Regions from separate parts of the Mus musculus genome. Here all the other regions are linked to region 2. Evidence: chromatin loops called from intact Hi-C (ENCODE). Cell type or tissue: left cerebral cortex. All regions are shown on one strand.

Region 1 (2,500 bases), 780 kb before region 2:
CCCTTTCCTCCTCAGAGTCTGAGCTTTCACTCTCCTCCTCGTCCTCATCTTCTTCCTCCTCCTCCTCTTCCTCAGAGGAACTCTCACTGCTACTTTCCTCACTGGAGGACTCTGAAGAGGATTTGGTCAACCCAGGAGGCAAGGCAGTAGAGACTGGTAGAGGTCCTGGTTCCAGTGGCTCATCTGGCATCTTGGCATAGCGAAACTCAAACACATCCTAAAAAAGACAGGGAGACTCAAAACTGTGTTTAATGCCCAGCCACCCAGCATACCAGCTCCAACTTGATAAAAGATTGGCAAAGTCTTACAAGTTTAAAGCACAGCAAAAATTAAACTCTCCCCATAGGCAGTTACTGTGGAGTAAATTCAACTGCAGCTCTTAAGCTCACCTGCAACTTTCGTGCCATAGCCACAACATCGTGGTCTGGAGGATTGTACTTATAGCAGTTGGAGAACATAAGCCGTACATCAGCAGCAAACTCCTGTGCATCCCGGTAGTCACGGTTCTCCATCTTCCGCTGCAGAAGGAGGCAGCATGAGAAGCTGCACAGGCAGAGTCTCATCTTTCCCTGCCAACCCGACTCAAGCAGCCCTCTCTTGAAACAAGTGGGGATGACCTTAGGGATCTGTGCCCTGGGGTTCAAGTTTGAAGTCCAAAGATTTGGGGTAGGTTTGAAGAAATATCTATGTCTAGAAGAAAACATTTCTAAGTGACCAAGGCCATCTCTCTCCCATTACATTTCCCTAACCCCACACTTATCCTTAACTGTAAAAAACAAGGACTTCAAAGTATGTGACTTTGTACAACTTTGTAAGATACACAGAATGAAAAACTGCCATGTTCCCATGAGGAGACATGGGTATTGCTTTATTGGTCCCCAGGCTCCAGCCCCTGCCTGAGCAGCCCATCTGCCCCATGCAGTGGGTACCTTGACAGTGCTGAGGTCCATGGGGTGTTTAATGATGTCATGGTAATCATGAAGGCCAAGAGCAGAAGCGTCCACTGGCTTATAGAAGGGCCAGGCGTAGGCAGCGTGCTTCTTTGAGAGCAGTTCCTTCAGGATGCCGTTGCAGTGCTTTAACTGCTCTGACAGCTTCCCTTTCTTAGAGCTCTGGTGTTGCTGTTGCGAGTCAGGCAAGTCTTTTCGTGGGGGTTTGATTGGGCGGCCACTCTCTCTGCGCATAGGAGGGAGCCTTGCTGCCTTTGGCTCAAGACTCCCAGGAGGACTAGCTGGGGAACCAGGAGCCAGGATGGCTGTGGGTGTAGGGGTGGTAGTATCCGCTTTCCGTTTAACGCCTTTTTTCTGTAGTAGAAAGATGGAGGGAATCAGTCATTCTGGTCCATTTCTTTTAACCCCTTTCTTCCTAGTCATCCTGAACAATCAACCTACTGATGTATACCTTGGCAAGGGGCTGAGCTGGAGGCGCTGCTGATACAGCAAGGAGTGGGGGTCCAGCAGAATGCAGGGACTTAAGAAGAGGAGAAGAGATGACTGATGGGTGGGGAATGTTGAGGACAGTGGTAGGTATTTCAGGTGGTGGTGTATACAGGGCTGTATGCGACACAGAAGAGACAGCAGGCACCTGATGGGCACTGGTAATACTGCCCTGGAGTGCTACAAAACAGTAACAAAAGACAGGTAAGTGTTGCTCATTTGTATCTTCAGGTCACCTGAATAGCTTTGTCTTTAGGTCACCACTTCCTACCTGCTAACTTGGCCCCCTTCTTATGGCTGTTTTTAGGGATGGTCACCACAAGCTCTTGCTCCTCTTGTGGCATGGATGCTACTTTCTGTAGGAAGATCTTTTCCAGTGTCTGTGCCATTAGGACAATATCATCGGTGGGCTGCAGGAACAAGCACAGAAATCTTCAATTGTTAGCACAAGCACCACATCCCCACAAGAATTCCCAGCTCCAGGACACCATACCCTCACTAGTACTTAAGGTCATCACACCACACTAACCCCTACAACCTGAAAATACGAGAGCAGAGCTTCTGAGTTACAGATCCCGCTTTTCTCAGGTCTCTGGAGCTTTCTGAGAAACAGGGCCACCATCCCCAAATATGAAAATGTGTTCTACTTAAATAACTTAATTATAGGAACACTGAAGCCACAGCTAACAACACAATTTGGAGGTCAGGCCTCCTTAGACCTTAACTAGTTGGATAGCACTTTCCAGCCCTGTTGGGACTAATGACCAGTACTGCCTTTCAGCAGCTACTATATAAGCTTACCTTGTTATAAATGTAACAGTTGGTAAACATAGTATTAAAATCCTGCATACATTCTGAGGCAGCCCAGTAGTAATTGTTTTCAAGTCTCCTCTTGATAGTACCCATGTCCATAGGCTGTTTTATAATTTTGTGATAATCCTAAAAAAAAAAAAAAAAAAAAAAAAAAAAAAAATCCAGTTGAGAGCCACAGGAAAATGTCTATGGTAGGGCAACTACCAACAGACAAAACACACACACCCACACGCACACCCTAGCTATTAAGG
Region 2 (2,500 bases):
TCTCATAAAAGCAAAGACACTAAAAATAAATGAATAAATAAATTAAAAACCAGTGTTACCACAGATCCAGTGTGTGTTTGTTTGTTCAGTGTATAAGAGGCTCCCTAGAACCCTCTATCAGCCTGGTAAGCATTCAGAACCTTGAGTTCAAAGATAAAGACATCTTGATTCAGAGAACTGATTTGCCCAAGGCTTCACTCTAGTGCAGTAGGCAGTGAATGTGGCTTTAAACAAGGTGTACCAGACACAATGGCCTACACTCCCCCTAAAATCCACGACCTGACCACAAAGTGAGCTGGGTGAGGGTACAAGTCAGAGAATTCTAAAAGGAACATGAAAGACCACAGCCAAGGTACTGCCTCGCGGCTGTCTGCGCCTTCTCCGGGAACAGCATCTCTTGGGTGTGAGAATTCGGTTCAATCAGGAATGAACTTTGTATGGGCGGATGCAGGTCCAGCTGAAAGCCAATGATGTCAACACCCAGCCATTTATTGTCTGACTTTTATTTGCAAAACACAGCCCATACATAACTTAATTCCTGTATTCAAGATGTCTTGGGGGGGGGGGGGGCATCGGGTTGCAAGCAGTTGAGCATCCTCAGGATTGAGAAGCTTCCTGGAGGGTGTAATAAAAAAAATATAACCTGCAGGCAACAGCGGCCACCCCCTGAGGACTTTATTCTTTAAAGCCAGTGTGGGTATTTGGGGTGCACAGAAGCGCTGGTGGGCTAGCCTTCAAGACAGGTACTCACATTGAAGTTGTGTTGAAGGTAGTTTTGGAGTGGCAAAGAAAGCCAGTCCGGAGTAGAGTGGGTATCTAGGGTCAGGGAGCATCTCCTCTTCTGGGACAGGACAGAGTGGGTGCAGAGAAAATTATAGATGGCACATTAGTACCAATATAAATAATTGCACAATTTGCAAGATTAGTCCCAGGGTTAATTACACAGTGAAGGTGAAACGCACTAATCTTTCACAGTATGAGTGGGGTTCTTGACCTTGGCAAGAAGTCAGAGTGGATAAAATAGAAGGGAGAATGAGTGTGATTGACGTAACCGTGTGCTCTAAGCCGGACAAGCTGAGGGCAAGCGCTGGCTCATCAGGCTTTGTGGAAAGTGAAATTCTCTTTTAGATCAGGACTACAGTGGGCACCAGCTTCAGAAGACTTGGAAAAGTCTGGAAATGTGGCCTGAGGAACTGTGCACACATTCAGCGGAGGATGCACCCGAGGGCAGCAGTGATCCTAAGATTGGTAGGCCACCGGCAGGTCCAAGGCTCTGGGAGGTGGCCTGACTCGCACAGCTGGGCGGGAGTGACGCCTTGCTGGAGAGCAGGTGGCCGCGCAGATTGCGCAGTTCCCGGGGAGCGCGCGCGCTGGGGGGCGCGGGGCAGGCGGGGCTAGCGGGGACGCGCTGGGGCGCGGGAGGGGGGCTCTAGGAGCCGGGGGCGGGGCCGAGTGCGCGGGCCTTGGCACGCACGCGCAGACGGGCCGCGGGCCCCAGAGGCAGAGAGGAGGGGGAGCGTGAAATAGGGGGCGGTGTGGAGCGTATTTCCGCTCTGGCGGACAAATAATCCTGGCCAAAGGGGAGGCCCGACTGTCCAGCCCTTTAACCGCGTGGGGGTGCCGGGGGAGAAAAGGGGGGTCGGGGAGGGGGAATCCTGCTCCTTTAATTCCCTCCCCTCTTCCTCCGCCCCGAGTCCGCGAGGACGCTGCGCTGCGCGGGGCCTTGGAACACTCGGCACGAGCTGCCCCCGCCCCTCCCCCTCCCGCCCACGCGGAGCCGGCCCGCGCGCGCACCCCGTGCACCCCCGCGCCTGCGCGCTGCCCCGGCCCTGCCCGTGTGTGGGGGGCGTCGCTGGCCCCGGGGGGGTGGGGGACCAGGGGGGAAAAATCAGCACGCGGAACCGGGCCAGGTGAGAGGCGCGTGCACCCAGGGTCGTGAGTCTGGGTGGGGGGGCGTGCCACGGAGATCTGCGCGTGGGAGGGGGGCGTGCACGACCTGTCCGGGCGGTGGGAGGACGTGAAAAGGGGGACTCACAGCAGCGCGGCCCAGGCTAGAGCGAGGCGGGTGAGGAGTACCTGCAACCGGGGGCCACCCCAGAGTTGCAATCCTCTGGTTTTTTCCCCCCATCCACCCCTTTATCCATTCTCCCGTGGGCGCGCGGGCTGCGGGACTGGGGGGTGTGGACGCCGCTGCCCCGCCCCCGGGAACCACGCCTCCCTCCTCGGAGGGACCGCGCCTCCTTGGAATTGGGGAAACTGAGGGAGGCGCGCCAAGACTAGGGAGGTAGGGATGAGGGGTCTGGAGCCTTGGCCTCCGACAGCCAGAGACCTTTGTCTCTGACTCGTTTCCTTCCCACCCAGGGCAGTCCACTCCCGCCACAATGGCCTCTGGGGTGGAAGTCCTGCGCTTCCAGCTGCCTGGCCACGAGGCCGCAACGTTGCGGAACATGAACCAGCTCCGTGCAGAGGAGCGGTTCTGTGATGTGACCATCGTGGCCGA
Region 3 (2,500 bases), 770 kb before region 2:
CGCCGTGGCTTGGCGAACCCTGGGAGAGATGGAGGCCGAACGGCGTGTAGGCGCCATCTCCCCGGGGCCTGCAACACGCTGTCCCCACCTCCAGGTCTGACGGAGCCTTCCCGGGCTTGCACACACCGAATTTCTGCCGGTCGCCCGCGGCAGGCTGGTCGCGCCATTTGCAGCTTTTCCATTGGCGGCGCGGGCGGGGCGCAGAGTGGGACGGGTCGCGCGGGCGGGGCGGGCGAAAGGTTCTTGGCTGCGAGGCCGCCGCAGTGGAGAATCTGAAACAAGGAAGACAGACGCCATCTTAGAAGTCGCGGCCTGCTTCTCGGCTGAGCGCTCCACAGTAACCCCGCGACGCGATCTAACGTCCCCTGATCCAACACATGACCGGAGCGTTCCAAGACTAACCTCGTCTTCCCCGAACCAAAGTAATCAGATAGCAAAGGCCACGCTCTGCCCTAAAATCCTCAGCTCTAAAGATGCGAGGCCACCCCGAGTGTTTACTGTCTAGCCAGCCCCGGGGGCTCATACCCTGCCCGCCCGCCCGCATTTGCAGATTCTCGCGCACTTACCCGCCTTAGGAACGCACAAGGCGTCCACATGCCCTAAAAGCCGATCTCGGCAAACTTTCCCGGCGTCAGGGTGAGGAGAGCGGGCGCAGCGCACGGCTCCTTGGCCCCATCTCGCCCCAGCGTGGGCGAGCTGACGCCCCCCGCCCCCATCGGGCTGGGAGTCCTCCCCACGGAGCGCCTCTTCCATCGGTCAGCGCCAGGGAGGAGGGCGAGCCGAGGAGGCGGCGGCGGCGCTGCTCTGCAGCCCTCCTCCCTCCCCTCCCCCCCGCAGCCGGACGCCTCCGAGGAGGGGCAGGAGCCATTTTGGGAGCTGTCTCGCCCCCTCCCCCTCCCCTACGCTGTCTTGGGACTCGAAACAAGACTTAAGTAGGAACCACCAGCCAGTTCTCAAGGTCAGATGGCAAAAGCAACTCTGGGGTAGCCCCTCGCGCGAAAGTAAAAGCGTCTATCCCCCCAGAACACACCTCTCGCTCCCAAACTCCCCTTTCCCTGGCTGGGAAGACAGGTGTGCACGTCTGGGCAAGTAAATTAACGTTGGTGAGGGGCTGTAAGGCGGGCTCACCATTCCCCAATTATAGCCCCAACTGGCCTAGGTCCTAGAACTGCAACCAGGCGACCCTCCCTCCACATGAGCCCTCGACCTCGAACCTCGGTCACTGCACTTAACATGGCGGCCAAGCTCCCGTCTTCTGGACCGCAAGATAAGCGCAGACCCCGCAAGGGGTAAGTGCGCCTTGGAAGCAGAGACCCTGCACTCCCCGCCGGGAACCAGGCCCGGGTCGCCCGAGTGCGCGCGGCCCCGCCCGGGTGGCTGCGGCGAGCAGGGCAATGACACAGCAACTTTAGAGGCCTCTCCCCTCCCCCTGGCGGCCCGGCCTCCAAACTGGATTTTCCGCACCTGGGCCTGGCGGGTCCGGGCCGAAGCCCGACGGGGGTGGGGTGGGGGTGGGGAGAGAACTCGGGGAGCGGGGAAACTGCTGGGCCTTAGAGAGAAAGGGTAGCCAGACGACGCTCCCGTTTCCCTGCATTCCGGAAAATCACTGCGCCCCAGTCATTCCCAGCCCTCCCTGCCCCCACATGAGTCACAGGGGAGGCTGCTGCTACTTAGTAATTTGGAAAAGTAACTCTTTCCTCCTTTCCGTTCCCTCCCCCGCAGCACACAAGGAGGCAACTGTTCCAGGCAGGGGGAGGGGAGGAGGGCGGCAGTAGAGCATGCCACCCGGAGAAACCCTAGACCTCGGAGACTGGGAGGCTCGGACCACGCTGGCTCTCCCCTCCCAGCACCCACCTCAGGCCAGGACTGCGCTCGCAGGCGGCCCCCAGGCTCTGGGCCGGTGAGCCCTCCCCACCCTGGGGCAGAGACAAACAGCTAAGAGCCCGGAGGGGATGCGCAGCTGGGAACAGCAGGCCCCACAGGCCGCGTCCTCGTGAAAAGCACACAAACTCGACCGAGCCTCCATCACGCCATGTGACGATGGCGAGCCTGCTACCCTTGACACAAAGGGAGCTTAGGGAGTCCCTGGGGAGGCAGGGAGTCGGCGCCAGGGAACCACACCAGTTCACCTCCAGAGCTGCCAACTCCTAAGCTCTCGCATCCCACGACCAACACTCACACTCAGCCTACGGGGTCGCCCTCCCCTCGCCCGCCCAAAACATCCCATCTCACCTGGCTCCCGATTCCTGTCCCCCCCCCCCCCCCCGGTGACGGGTGCATGGGGCACAAGCCACCCTCGCCCCTTTGCCCTCCGATGGGTATGTAGGCACGAGGTTGGCCATTCCCCTCCCCCACACAGTGGCCCTCTTGCGCTGGCCCCAGTCCACACTCCCATTGGCTGTCAGGTGTTTGAAAGACAAGTCTTTCCCCCTTGGGATTTTTCTCCTGAACCCCAAGAATTCTTCCCACTCCCCACCTTTACTTATGCATTTAAATGACC

The links. A loop is a pair of places that touch in the nucleus more often than their neighbours do. Peaks named below come from ENCODE experiments on the same cell type or tissue, not always from the same donor. Only the 100,000 strongest peaks of a DNase experiment are listed, where the experiment ranks them.
Region 1: it touches region 2 in a loop (4-fold over the local background); 2 of 42 quality-filtered maps call a loop at or near these places.
Region 3: it touches region 2 in a loop (2.7-fold over the local background); 2 of 42 quality-filtered maps call a loop at or near these places.

Annotation. Positions count from the first base shown.
Region 1 is chr17:34,113,961-34,116,460 of GRCm38, forward strand. It overlaps Brd2 (bromodomain containing 2), which reads right to left. Exons shown (of 13, transcript NM_001204973.1): 4 at 2,238-2,375; 5 at 1,708-1,846; 6 at 1,402-1,616; 7 at 930-1,304; 8 at 390-518; 9 at 1-217. Among named protein-coding and RNA genes, the nearest start is that of Brd2, 7.4 kb to the right of the region's middle. In left cerebral cortex, no CTCF peak of the experiment used is centred here; a DNase peak (open chromatin) is centred at 1,227; H3K4me3 peaks cover 60 bases.
Region 2 is chr17:34,892,860-34,895,359 of GRCm38, forward strand. It overlaps Zbtb12 (zinc finger and BTB domain containing 12), which reads left to right and starts at 1,700. Exons shown (of 2, transcript NM_198886.3): 1 at 1,700-1,910; 2 at 2,362-2,500. The coding sequence starts at 2,382. In left cerebral cortex, a CTCF peak has its summit at 1,536; DNase peaks (open chromatin) are centred at 1,455 and 2,052; H3K4me3 peaks cover 1,626 bases; H3K27ac peaks cover 1,619 bases.
Region 3 is chr17:34,119,629-34,122,128 of GRCm38, forward strand. Brd2 (bromodomain containing 2) reads right to left here. Exons shown (of 13, transcript NM_001204973.1): 2 at 1-272. It also overlaps a transcript of H2-DMa not described here. Among named protein-coding and RNA genes, the nearest start is that of Brd2, 1.7 kb to the right of the region's middle. In left cerebral cortex, a CTCF peak has its summit at 1,416 (motif pointing left); DNase peaks (open chromatin) are centred at 859, 1,725, 1,968 and 2,457; H3K4me3 peaks cover 2,500 bases; H3K27ac peaks cover 2,500 bases.